Linked DNA regions of Homo sapiens: regions 2 and 3 are each linked to region 1. Evidence: chromatin contacts called from ENCODE Hi-C or POLR2A ChIA-PET data. All regions are on one chromosome and are shown on one strand. The core of a region is the stretch at or near the end of the contact, and the rest is flanking DNA. Distances in the headings are between cores, read along the strand shown. Region 1 has its middle 11 kb from the start of MIR4679-2. Region 2 has its middle 44 kb from the start of CH25H. Region 3 overlaps FAS (Fas cell surface death receptor).

What was found. Hi-C counts contacts between places; a loop is a spot of excess contacts on that map. ChIA-PET counts read pairs that join two places held with the same protein, here RNA polymerase II (POLR2A). Pooled maps may share reads with other maps.
Region 2: a loop to region 1 is called in a pooled map, with 4 times the contacts of the local background. The contact joins two enhancer-like sites. A Hi-C loop is called at or near these places in 2 of 168 maps with a recorded cell type or tissue (mammary epithelial cell and naive thymus-derived CD4-positive, alpha-beta T cell), 23 of 37 single-sample maps with no recorded cell type and 14 of 50 pooled maps. POLR2A ChIA-PET finds 5 or more read pairs at or near these places in 5 of 52 experiments (MCF 10A, RWPE1, activated T-cell and 1 more).
Region 3: a loop to region 1 is called in a pooled map, with 2.8 times the contacts of the local background. The contact joins two enhancer-like sites. A Hi-C loop is called at or near these places in 3 of 168 maps with a recorded cell type or tissue (CD4-positive, alpha-beta T cell, CD8-positive, alpha-beta T cell and naive thymus-derived CD4-positive, alpha-beta T cell) and 14 of 50 pooled maps. POLR2A ChIA-PET finds 5 or more read pairs at or near these places in 10 of 52 experiments (A673, CD4-positive, alpha-beta T cell, K562 and 6 more).

What each region holds. Positions count from the first base shown.
Region 1 is chr10:89,072,242-89,076,256 of GRCh38, reverse strand. No RefSeq gene overlaps it. Among named protein-coding and RNA genes, the nearest start is that of MIR4679-2, 11 kb to the right of the region's middle. Within about 2 kb of position 1,981, at least 10 of the 41 ENCODE cell types and tissues checked have a DNase peak (open chromatin) inside an H3K27ac peak, as active enhancers do.
Region 2 is chr10:89,161,746-89,165,760 of GRCh38, reverse strand. No RefSeq gene overlaps it. Among named protein-coding and RNA genes, the nearest start is that of CH25H, 44 kb to the left of the region's middle. RefSeq lists an enhancer at 2,133-2,182. Within about 2 kb of position 1,945, at least 9 of the 41 ENCODE cell types and tissues checked have a DNase peak (open chromatin) inside an H3K27ac peak, as active enhancers do.
Region 3 is chr10:88,998,994-89,003,008 of GRCh38, reverse strand. All of the region lies in intron 1 of FAS (Fas cell surface death receptor), which reads right to left. Among named protein-coding and RNA genes, the nearest start is that of FAS-AS1, 8.0 kb to the right of the region's middle. Within about 2 kb of position 1,793, at least 4 of the 41 ENCODE cell types and tissues checked have a DNase peak (open chromatin) inside an H3K27ac peak, as active enhancers do.

The DNA.
Region 1 (4,015 bases), core at 732-3,231:
TATGTAGCATCTGGTGTGTCTCTGCCATTTGTGGAAATGTTGAGATACTCCCTTATAGCTTGGTAGGTAGGTACTGTCCTGAGCCTGAACATTTCCATCATTCTAACACTGTAGCCCCCTCCACAGGACCTTTCTCTGAATTCCCTGAAGACCCAGAATCTAAAGAAAGTACATCCAGATTAACAAGTGGCACTCAGAATAGGGCTTCAGCTCCATGGCCTATGTCCCATTGTTGCCTGAGCTATACTGATTGTAAAATATATTTGAAAGTTATCCTGAAAATAATTATTCCAATGCTGTTGGCTTGACCAAACTATATACAGAAGATACAAAAGGGTTAGAAGAAAAAGAAGCAAAGTTATTTCAGATGAAACTGGGATCATTTCCCAAAGTAATAGCTCTCACCATTTCCCATCCTTAAGGAAAGATGATGAGGTAATTCCAGGGCCAGATTGCATATTATTTGGCGTCTTTTAATAATAAATGATACTACAGATATACACAGATGTAGGCAAAAATAGACATATTTTTGATAAGTGAAATGTAAACAGAATTTGTATAAATCAAATTATGTTTTTAATGTAAGAGAAAGAGTCCTTTTCTAGGAAGTATTGTGTCTTGCTTATACCGTAAGCCTCAGCACCCAGGAGAGTGCCTGAAATGCAGGTGCTCAATAACTTTTTTAAAAGTTAATTAATGGATGCATGTTCTTGTGGATCAACTAGGACTTTAAAAAACTTTCCTTCAATGCTTTCAACCCTTGTATTTGGGTATAATTTGCTCAGATTGTGAGAAGCAGAGACTGTTGTTATTAGGCTGCAGGCATTGTGTCTGATCTGAGCCTTCACTACTGACATACTAGAAAGTGTTACCATTTACCCAATGTTCACAGCAACATGCTGAGCATCTTGGGCAGAATGGTGAATGCAAAGATGACATAGAGTGAATTCTGACCTAAAGACCTAAAATAGTTTATATTTAGATGTTTTATACTGATTGAGGTGGTGAAGAGTGAACTAGTGGTATAATAGTAATCAAAGAAAATAACAGAATTCCACAATTTTCAACATATCTGAGATCTCACCCCTTTACTAGAACTTGGATATCAGATTCTCTTCAGGAATAAAGAGATTCCTTTAAACTGCTTTGGGATGAAGAAAATCTAGTAAATACAAAGCAAAAACTTCAGAAAGACAATTTTTTGATGCATCTTTCTTTCAAGCTACAGCCATTAGTTAGGGAAGGAAACAAATTCCATGGATACATCCAGCCTGCCTCTTGTCCCAACCTTATTTCCGACCTGTCACAATCAAGTTAAGGAAAGTTTTATTTTGCTAGTAGCAATGTGATCTCCTTCCCGGTCTCTATTCCCCAAACAACGATCCCTAAGATTCCCAGATCTGTGCTGACCTCCAGTGTCTCCTTGAGCTTCAAAATTTTGCAAGGCCGTGATTTCAAGCATGCTTCCAAACAAAATTTTGATGGATGGGAACTCTGAAGTCTTAATAGAATCTTTTCCTAAATTAAACAATACTTATAAATGCAAAGTAGTTATCCTTAAAATAATTCATTCTCCAATTGAAAAAAAAAACTCACATTGCATTCTTAAAGTGAACCATATCTCAAGATGAGAAGAGCTTGTTACATGCTATTCACACTTCTCCACTCCGTATTCTGGCCCTGAGTTGGACAGTAGTGAAGAAGTGATTTTTTTTCTCTTTCCTCAAAAAACCCAGTAACATATGCCACTGTCTGTTATGATTTTGCTAGCACCATTGACTAACTACCTGAGCACCAGCTGTGACTTCCATTAAGAATCTCTTTTTGGATGTAACTAGTGACCAAGAGTCCAAATGAAACTACCTTTATTTGCTGTTTCCTGCCCTCTAACCAAATGTTCTGACCACATGTTTGGCTTAGAAAGGAGAGGCTGTCGTTTCACTCCCTAAAAGCCAGTTTTTGCTAGAATGATAAGTGCTCCCAAGGCCCTGGGTGGCGGAACTGTTTGCCAGGTGTCACGTGCATGGCCATTATTTCCTTTCCAGGGATGTAATGCAATCTTAGCCTTTGAATCATGAATCTTTTTTGAAACAACATTTTCAAATATAAGGAAACAGATGAAAGAGTACATGTTATTTCAGTAAATGCTCTATTTTTTTTCTTTTTCTCTCTTGCCAAAAACAATAACCTTATCTGGGAGTCCCAGACCAAAACTTTTACCCCAAAGGCCTCTGAGTTAGAAAATAAAAATCACAATTTGGTTGCCGATGTTTAAGGCTCTAAAGCTCTTTCCCAAGTATCCATGTCTAGGATGCCGTCCTGTCTCTTGAGACTACAATGCTGTCTTTAGCAAGGCTCTTTTCTTTCTGAGTCAGACCCCTGCCTTTTAGCCTTAAAGATGCTCTCCTGATAACCCTAGTCTCCAAGACTTAATGGTGGTTCTTGGACTTAACCCAAAAGAAATTGCCACATTTTCTCCTGGCTAGGGAATTTCATCTCCTTTCTCAGTTTCTTGAGTAGAGCTACCCAGGATAGCTGGTGAACCCATCTCCTGGATTTTCTTTCCCCACTGCTCCCTCCTTTAATATTCTTTGCCACATCAATTGCCCTTGCATTTAATGACAACAGCTACCATTTGTTGAGCTATTTAATCAGAGAAAATTTAGCATTGAGGTTAAACGCATGGTATCTGGAGTCAGATTATCACATTTTGAAGCCTGAGGATGCTACACACAAACTGTGGGACTTTCATTATTTAACCTTCATTTGCCTCAGTTTCCTCATTCATTAAATGAGGCTAATAACTTTACCTCCCTCACAGGACTGTGTGAGAATAATATGTACAGTGTGTTTTTCCTGGCAGGTGGTAAACTCATATTAAATGCTAGCTCTGTTATTGCTACCATGTTTGGGTACAGTGGTAGGCAACCTCTACAAACGGCCCCTGATCCCTGCCTCCTAATATTCATGTCCTTGTGTAATCTCACTTTCCTGAGTGTCAGCAGGACCTAGTAACTCACTTCCAATAAAGAGAACATGGCTACTGCAATGGGGTGCCTGACAAAAGACTAATATCCAGAATCTACAAGGAACTCAAGCAAATCAGCAATAAAAAACAAATGATCTCTTCAAAAAGTGGCCTAAGGACATAAATAGACAATTCTAAAAAGAAGATATACAAATGACTGACAAACATACGAAAAAATGTTCAACATCACTAATTATCAGGGAAACGCAAATCAAAATCACAATATGATATCAACTTACTCCTGCAAGAATGGCCATAATCAAAAAATAAAAAAATAATAGATGTTGGTGTGGACGTGGTGGAAAGGGAACACTTTTACTCTGCTGATGGGAATGTAAACTAGTACAGCCACTATGATAAACAGTGTGGAGATTCCTTAAAGACCTAAAAGTAGATCTACCATTTGATCCAGCAATCCCATTATTGGGTATCTACCCAGAGAACAAGTAGTCATTATACAAAAAAGACACCTGCACATGCATATTTATAGCAGCACAATTTGCAATTGCAAAAATATGGAACCAGCCCAAATGCCCACCAATCAACAAGCGGATAAAAAAAATGTGGTATATATACACCATGGAATACTACCCAGCCATAAAAAGGAATGAAATAATAGCACTTGCAGCAACCTGTATGGAATTGGAGACCATTACTCCAAGTGAAGTAACTCAGGAATGGAAAACCAAACATCGTATGTTCTCACTCATAAGTGTGACAAAGCTATGAGGACGTAAAGGCATAAGAATAATATATTGGACTTTGGGGACTTGGGGAAAGGGTTGGAGGCAGGTGAGAGATAAAAGACTATACACTGGGTACAGTGTACACTGCTTGCGTGATGGGTGCACCAAAATCTCAGAAATCACCACTAAAGAACTTACTCATGTAACCAAACACCACCTGTTCCCCCAAAACTTATTGAAATGAAAAATAATAATAAAAACAAAAAATCTCCTCAGGTACATACAATGGCATATTATTTAT
Region 2 (4,015 bases), core at 696-3,195, 90 kb before region 1:
CTAATGCTGCCATCGTTCATAGTCCTAAACTTAGCTTTTTGTCTCATACATTTTGATATTCAGTCTCTTTCTAACTGCATTTAAGTTATTGGAGGGAAAACGTAAACAGGATAACACGGAGGACAGATCCCTGCAATAGATCTCCCAAAATCCACTACCACCTTTAGAGTTGCTATTCCCATCAGATTTTTCCTTTTGAATTCCAAATGCCTGTGCGCAGAAATAAGGACAACAAAACCTCTTTTCAACCAGGAGGAAGAAAGGAAACAAGTATTTGTTGAGCAACTGCTACATATCAGGAGCTTTTGGGCTAGATGCTTTATGGTAATTATATGCTATCTCATTTAATTTAATCTTCATTACAATGCGAAGAGAATGCTATTATTGTGATAGATTTATAGGTAGGTAAACTGAGGCTACAGAAAATGCAATAATTTTCCAAAGGCCATTTCATGATAATTGAAGGAGCTAGGATTCAAACCTAGGTCACCAGGTGCCATGTTGGTCCTTTATGTCTCTTTAGCTCACTCAGCTTCTTTCCTTCAAACTTCATTGTCCCTCAGACCCTTCTGAGAGGGTTATCTGCTCCCTGACTCAGCAGGAGAGAGCAGCGAGATAAGGTTCAGGTAGCGTACGTACACTCACTCCAGTAAGACATCCCTAGTGGCCATATCAGGACTCCACACAGCTGCTACCATTCCCACTGCAGGACTTTGCATACCATTACCTGGAAGTGCTTGGGATCCTCCAAGTACTTCTATTGCTTCGCATTTTTTTCCATTTGGAGGATAAGCCTTATGTCTGTCATGATATTCTGTGAGGCAGAGTTTATTCCTACTTCTTTTCTTTGAAGCTGTTTTTACTCCTCCTCCTCCTCCTCATTCATCTCTTATTCTCAGCCTCCTCATCATTCCTCCTCCTTCTCCTCTTTCCTCCTCTTCTCCATTCAACTCCTCTTCCCTTCCTCTTCTTCCTTACCATCCTCTTTCTTCATTTCTTTTCACCTTCCTCTCCTTGCTCCAACTCTTTTCCCTTCAACTCTTCCTCCTCTTCCTTCTTGTTGTTCTATATCTTCTTTTATGTTCCCTTCATCTTTGGCTTTGATGGTCTTCAGTGGGATCATCACTATTTTGTGTAACATGGGACACTGTTTATTCATTAATTCAACAAATTCTTCCGAGGTGCTCATTACATACCAGGATTTGAGCTTGGTGCAAGGGTCATGACAGTGAATGAGGTCCCAGCACTGTCCTGGTAAATTTTTGACACTTGTGGAAAGAGAGACAAGTAAGCCATTGGTTAGGATGTTGTGCAATGCAGGCTATAACAGGTGGAAGAGAAGGTGCTACTTGAACACACACAATGACTCTTTAAGTCAGTTTTGGGGTGTAGGGGAAGTAGTGAAGGCTTCCTAGAGGATCTGATATTTAAAGTGAGACCTAAGCGCGCAGATGCTTCCTCTGTGGAGAGCTTTATACTTACTGTTAGTTCTAAAGACACAGCTTCCTTTTTCTAACACTCTTGTCTCAGCTTTGGTTACTTAGACGTTATAAGGTTCTTGATATCTTATTGTATTTCCTCTAACCCTGCTACAAATTCTTCATTTTTTCCAATGTGTTCAACTTTGAAGAAGCATCCCTCTGTTCACTCCACTTCTCCTTGAATACAGCATTGAGTTGCATTATTGCAAACAGAGCTGGTTCTGACTTTTCCTCCCACCCCCTAATACCACAAATTTAGTGGTAGAACCACAAGTAGAATTTCCAGTGAAGAACTCTCTACTAGATGACACTGAATCAAACCTAACAGTGCTATCAATTAAAATTCATGTACTCTGTTGCATAAACAGGCGATTACATAAGTTGTGTGCTGACGGAGCAGTGTTGAGACACGCTGTCTGGCAATTGGTCTCTCTCGTTTGGTTGCAAGTTTCAGTTTCCTGGCAAGTCTTGTTTCGCCGTCCATCTGGTACAAGTGAGCACAGCAAGACAGCCAGGGTGAGCAGAAAGCCCACAGATACAGGAAAAGGTACTTAGCTTGCAGGTGATGTCAGTTCTTTCAGACAACTAGTCACTTTTTCCTTTCTGAAACTAGATTACAACCTATTTGTCTTTGGAGAGTTGACTGCTAGTGACACTGAAATTTTGGCTTAATTTGCAGACTGGGATGATGAGCATCTATTTTAGCTTCTTAGGGACATGCATAGAGCTGCTTATCTTGCTTGGCACAGGACATAGTTCTACTTTACATAAAGGTAACCACTAAGATTGGCCTTACCAGGGAGGAGAATAGAAAGCTGCCTCTGAGAAGTGCCAAGCTGAGACCCACACTTACTACATTCTATCCAGGGCCAGTCCTGCCTCAGCCACCAGCACCAAGGTTACTACAGCCTGAGTTTAGGTCATGTAATTTCAGTCTCTTTGGCAGCTTCATTAACTCTGAGTTCAACTGCTTCATCTGTGAAATGAGAATAATAACATTTACCTTGCATGATTGTTTTAAAAATTAAATAATTTCAGGGCATACATTAGATGTGCAATAGATATTCCATTTATTATTCATGGAATGTTTATTGAGCATCTACTATGAGCCAGGCACTGTGTTAGGTATGGAGTCTTGCACTTAACGTGATTATAGGTAATCTCATGGAGGAGACAACAATTTTTTACAGATAATTATACTAAGAATGCAATCGTTACAATAAAAATTAAGAAAATAAGCAGAGGAAATTAGTTGCTGCCACCTCTTAACCTTAGGTTCACTGCTAAATTCAAAATAAATTAGAAGTTATAATCTCTAAATATATCATGAGCAAGTAACATCATACTTTGGCAGTTCATTTCTTTGCAGCAAATTGGAGCCATTACATAATGGGTTTTATGATATATACCAGAAAAGTTCAAAGAGGGGTCTGGTGGATGATCCTTTGTTTTGCTTACATCCAAACCAAACAAAGCAACTAGTTAACTCAGCAACAAATCAACCAACCAACAGACATAAAAGAATTAAGCAGTAAGATGTTGCTAACATTACAGAAAACAATTGCCTTGACCTTTATCACAGAATCAAATAAAAATGATGAGAATAACTGATATTTATTAAGTTCTTTTCATACCCCAACTCCATGCTAAGCACTTTCCTGTATGTTCCTATTTATGCTTCATAATTCTTCCAGATGTAGTTTAATATCCATATTTTATAGCTGAAAGAATTAGTTAGAGAACAACTTGCCAAAAGTCACATTGTATAAAAGAGGCAAAGCTGAGATTCAAGTAAAGATTGTTATAACTGAAAAACCTGGTGCCTTAACCAGTACACCATAAGCATTTATCTAAAAATAAAATTACTTATGAACCAACTTCAGGAAATATTAAATTCCCACATTATGAATAAATTCCAGATGGATAAAATATCTCAATATAAAATACAAAATCACATGAAAATATTAAAATAGAAGAGAAATATTTTTATACAAATATAGTGAGTGAAGAAGCCCTTTTAAGTATGGTATAAAGCCCAAAAATCATAAAAGAAAGTAATGACTGATAAGACTAATTAAAACGTTAACTTTATTTACTTCAACAAAGTTAACTTAAGTAAACTTAAGTTTACTTAAATAAACTTTATTCACTTCAATAAAGGTGAAATGATAACTGAGAAAAATGTGTAATCTAGATAACAGACAAAGGATTAATATCTATTACATATAAAAAACCTAAGCTAATGAAGAAAACAGTGAGCTAATAAGCTAATAAAGAAAACCAGTTAAAGTAATAATAAGAATATAACTATCATGGTAAAATCATTAACTTTACTGACAAATAACAAATTAGAACCATAAGGTTGTATTGCATGAGACAGAGAAAAATAGAAAAATGAACAACAGAGGACTGATTAAATAACTTATGGTGTTTCATATGATGGACTTTGCAGCCATTCAAAAAATAGGTTGACCTATGTGTTCTGATAAGAAGAATGTAATTTATGATACAATTAAAAAGCACCTTGCTGGCCG
Region 3 (4,015 bases), core at 544-3,043, 73 kb after region 1:
GAGAATTTTATTGATTTCTGAAGTAAGCAACGTGGTAAACAAGTGTAACCCACCCAAAATTGGCAGTATCTGCTGTGCACAGGCAAAGACAATGTGAGGGCTCCACTGTCTTTCAGATTTCTCTCTCCAAGAAAGCAGCAGGTCACTTGTATAGCAGTTTGGATCTCAGGTTCTTCAAACCACACTAGAAACAGCACCATGAATGATAGAAGCCAGGTGTTCTAAGGTGAACAGGGCCTCCCACTTACTGCCCTGTGTTTGTGGGTAAAATCACTTACATTCTCCAAGTCTCAGTTTCTTTATCTATAAGTGGAAATAACCTCTTCCTCACAGGCTTGTTGTGAAAATACGTGGAATAATGCACTTAAAGCTGTTAGCACAGAACCTGGCACATAACAAATACATGCCCAATAAGTGTGCTACTTTTATTATTAAAGTTTCAGTGAGGGGGAGCATAGTGGAGAAGGAAAGAGAAATTTCAAAACAACTGTGGTTTGAACCCCAGGTCTGCCACCAAAGATGCATATCTGAGAAAGGCAAAGAGACAGAGGGAGAGAGAGAGTCCCCTACGGGTATAGTGCCCTGCCCTCCTTGATATACTAAATTCACCCAATATTTAGGAGACAGTATTATGAGAAGGGCCACAATTCCTGGTTTAAATCATCAAGTACCCAGGTGACAGATTACACAGAGTGCGAGAAATGATTTGTCCAATAATTCACAGTTAAGAGTGGCTAACAAGAGACTCAGGACCAGGACTTCTGGCCCAAATCTGGGCTGTTTCATATTTGTAGAATAGTTTCCTAAATATTTTACTCCATCTAGGTATGCAAACAACTCCATTTGTTTTAAGACAATTATTGGCAAGAAGCCTGCAAAGAACCTTCAAAACAAATGGATACTGGGGAAAGGGGAGGTGTTTGGCAAGAATTCGCTAAGAACCAGAATCCAGCCCCAAGACCTCCAGTCTGGGAAAACTGTAGCAAGACCCCTAAAGCCAGGGCTCTTGCTGGCGGGGAAGGCAAAACTTGCCAGCCCTGCCCTGAAGCTTGGGAAGAAGCTGAGTTTGTGTTCCCCTCCCTCCAGTTTGGGCACTGAATTTCTCAGAACAGCCGTTACCATGACTGCAACCTCTCGCAGGGGTGAGGAAATGGAATGCACAGACAAATAGTTAGAAGCTGGAAGTCATCCTAAGCTAGAATCTGTGCATTTGCTCCCTTTGAACCTCTCAGAAACAGGGACACATGAAATTTGTTCTTTGTATCCGATGACAAGAACCTGAGAGAACAATTGGATATTCACCCATTGCCTGCAGCATCAGTGAGGAAGAATCACTTTTCATAGCCAACCAGGTTACAGAGTAGAAGAAATGATGCAAGAATTAGCAGACACAGAAGATAATGACTGAAACTCTGCCCTAGCACCATGGCAGTCTGAAAGGATCTCCACACTTTCTCAGGAATAGTCAGCCCTCGGATCTAGCATGACGGTTACAAATAGAGCAACAGCTCAATGACCGAATTAAACTAACTACTGGAAGAAATATAGACCCCCATTCAGGCTTATTCCAGTGTCAGTGTGGCAAATGGCCTTGATGAGCTAGGATCTGAAAAGGAACCAAAAGAAGGAAGAAAAAAACCCCACAGACAAAATAAAAGCATATTACCTTCTTACCCCCTGTTTTTATTGAAGTTCAAAGCAAACAGGAAAAGACTTTTAAAAAGAAGCACAAAAAAAAAAAAAAAGGCATTCAGTGGTGAGAAATGACAGCCCTCAGCATGGCAAGAATGAGTAGACAGATGCCTGGAACAGTCAGTGAGAATTCTCAATTTTGAGCACAGCATCACACTGCAAACGGTTTGTTGTGATTTAGAGAGACAAAAGCAAGCTTTAGAGTCATCACAGTGAAGAGGGTTTTACTTTGTTTTTGTTGTTGTTGTTTTGTTTTGTTTTGTTTTAGACGGAGTCTTGCTCTGTCACCCAGGCTGGAGCACAGTGGCACAATCTAGATCTTGGCTCACTACAACCTCTGCCTCCGGCATTCAAGCAATTCTCCTGCCTCAGCCTCCCGAGTAGGTGGGATTACAGGAATGCACACTATGACGGCTAATTTTTTGTATTTTTAGTAGAGACGGCATTTCACCACGTTGGCCAGGCTAATCTCAAACTCCTGACCTCAGAAGATGCTCCCGCCTCAGCTTCCCAAAGTGCTGGGATTACAGGCATGAGCCAACGCACCCGGCCAAGAGGATTTTACCTCTAGGCAAAGCCCCCACAAGGGAATTTCTTCAATATGACCATTGTGCTCAGCTACTGCAGAAAAAAATGCCCTATTGATGAGGGGGTATAACGGTGGTCCAGAAAATTCAACAGTAGAAGGTTAGGGATTAAGAAAATGAAAAGTGAAAGAAAAGAGGGACATTTCAAGAAAAAAAAAGTTTCAGCAGCATATTATCTTTTAACACACAGAAATTTTAATGGTGCTTATTTCTAGTTGATAAGACTATTTTTCTTCATTTTGCTAAACTCATCTTTTCTTGATAATGCATATGTGTTTGTTGTATAATAAAAAAGTTTAAAAGGTAGCAGGGTTGTGTTGAGCCTAAAGATCTATACTGATTTATCATAACGAACTGTGTTATTATTTTTTAGTAAAATAGAAAATCTGGGTAATAATGGTAGTAAATCTATAACAGCAACTTAGTATTTGAAAGGTGGAAAAAATTCTAAACCTTTGAATTATCAACATTGAATTCTTTATATAAATTTTGGTTATTTTGCTCTTCTAGTTTTCTTTGGTAGTCTTATAATTTTACTAAATCAAACATCACAAATATTAACCTCTGTTTCATCGGATATATTTTCTTAAACCAGCATAATCAAAGCCATTTTATTTCTCTTTGGTCCTCTAGGACTAAATATATCACCACTCATTACAGCAACGTTGTTTGATGGTAAAGAAAATTCTCTTTTATTTTTGAAGTAAAATTACTGGACACAAAAATATGTTACACTAAAGAGAACTTTTTAATTTTTGAAATTGAAAGCTCAGTTATACAAATCACCAGAAACTGGTAAGTACAGTTTGCAGTAATTTCTGTCTCTGATGAAATCTTGGTTTATTTTTTCTTAAAGAATACTTACCATGGAAATGTACTTTATTAACCACACCCTGATAGATTCCCATGTCAAAAATGCAACAGGAGTTGCTGGTTGCCAATGAGACAATAAGATAAACAAAAAGTACCTCATAATTTAGGATCTCATTGCGCTGTTACTGAACTAGGAATAAACAGATATGTTTCTCAGAACAACTGTCTATTTTTATGCCTCTAGAGATGACATGGGTTAACTTTCTTGTGTGGCTTATAAACTGAAAAAAATCTAATAATGCAGTATTGTTTAGGCACCCATAGAGACTGCTCTGGGAAGAAAGACACATATAAGTTCTAGGAGGTTTGTCTTAAAATATTACGAATATTATTTTACATTTGAACCGAGTATTTTTGAAAGTGCACTTTATTATACAAGTATAATAGTTACCCTTCCATACGAGCTCAATAAAATAAAATGCTTAGCTTAAAAGTCACTTAGAAATGCATGTTAATAGATTTATCTGAAAGTTAGACATCTCAAATTGAAAGTGGACATTTTAACCCCTGGCTTTGAATTTCAAATAAATTGATGAAAATAGATGGGTTATGGGGTTCTACAGGAAAGAGTGCTCCCCACCCCATTCCTCTCAGAATGCAGCAAAGAAGTAACAGAAGGCAGAGGGGTACTTGAGAGAACAGTAGAAACAGAAAGTGAGATTTTATTTTATTTTATTTTATTTTATTTATTTATTTATTTTTTTGAGACGGAGTCTCGCTCTGTTGCCAGGCTGGAGGTGCAGTGGCGCGATCTCGGCTCACTGCAAGCTCCGCCTCCCGGGTTCAAGTGACTCTCCTGCCTCAGCTTCCCGAGTAGCTGGGACTACAGATGTGCACCACCAGGCCCAGCTAATTTTTGTGTT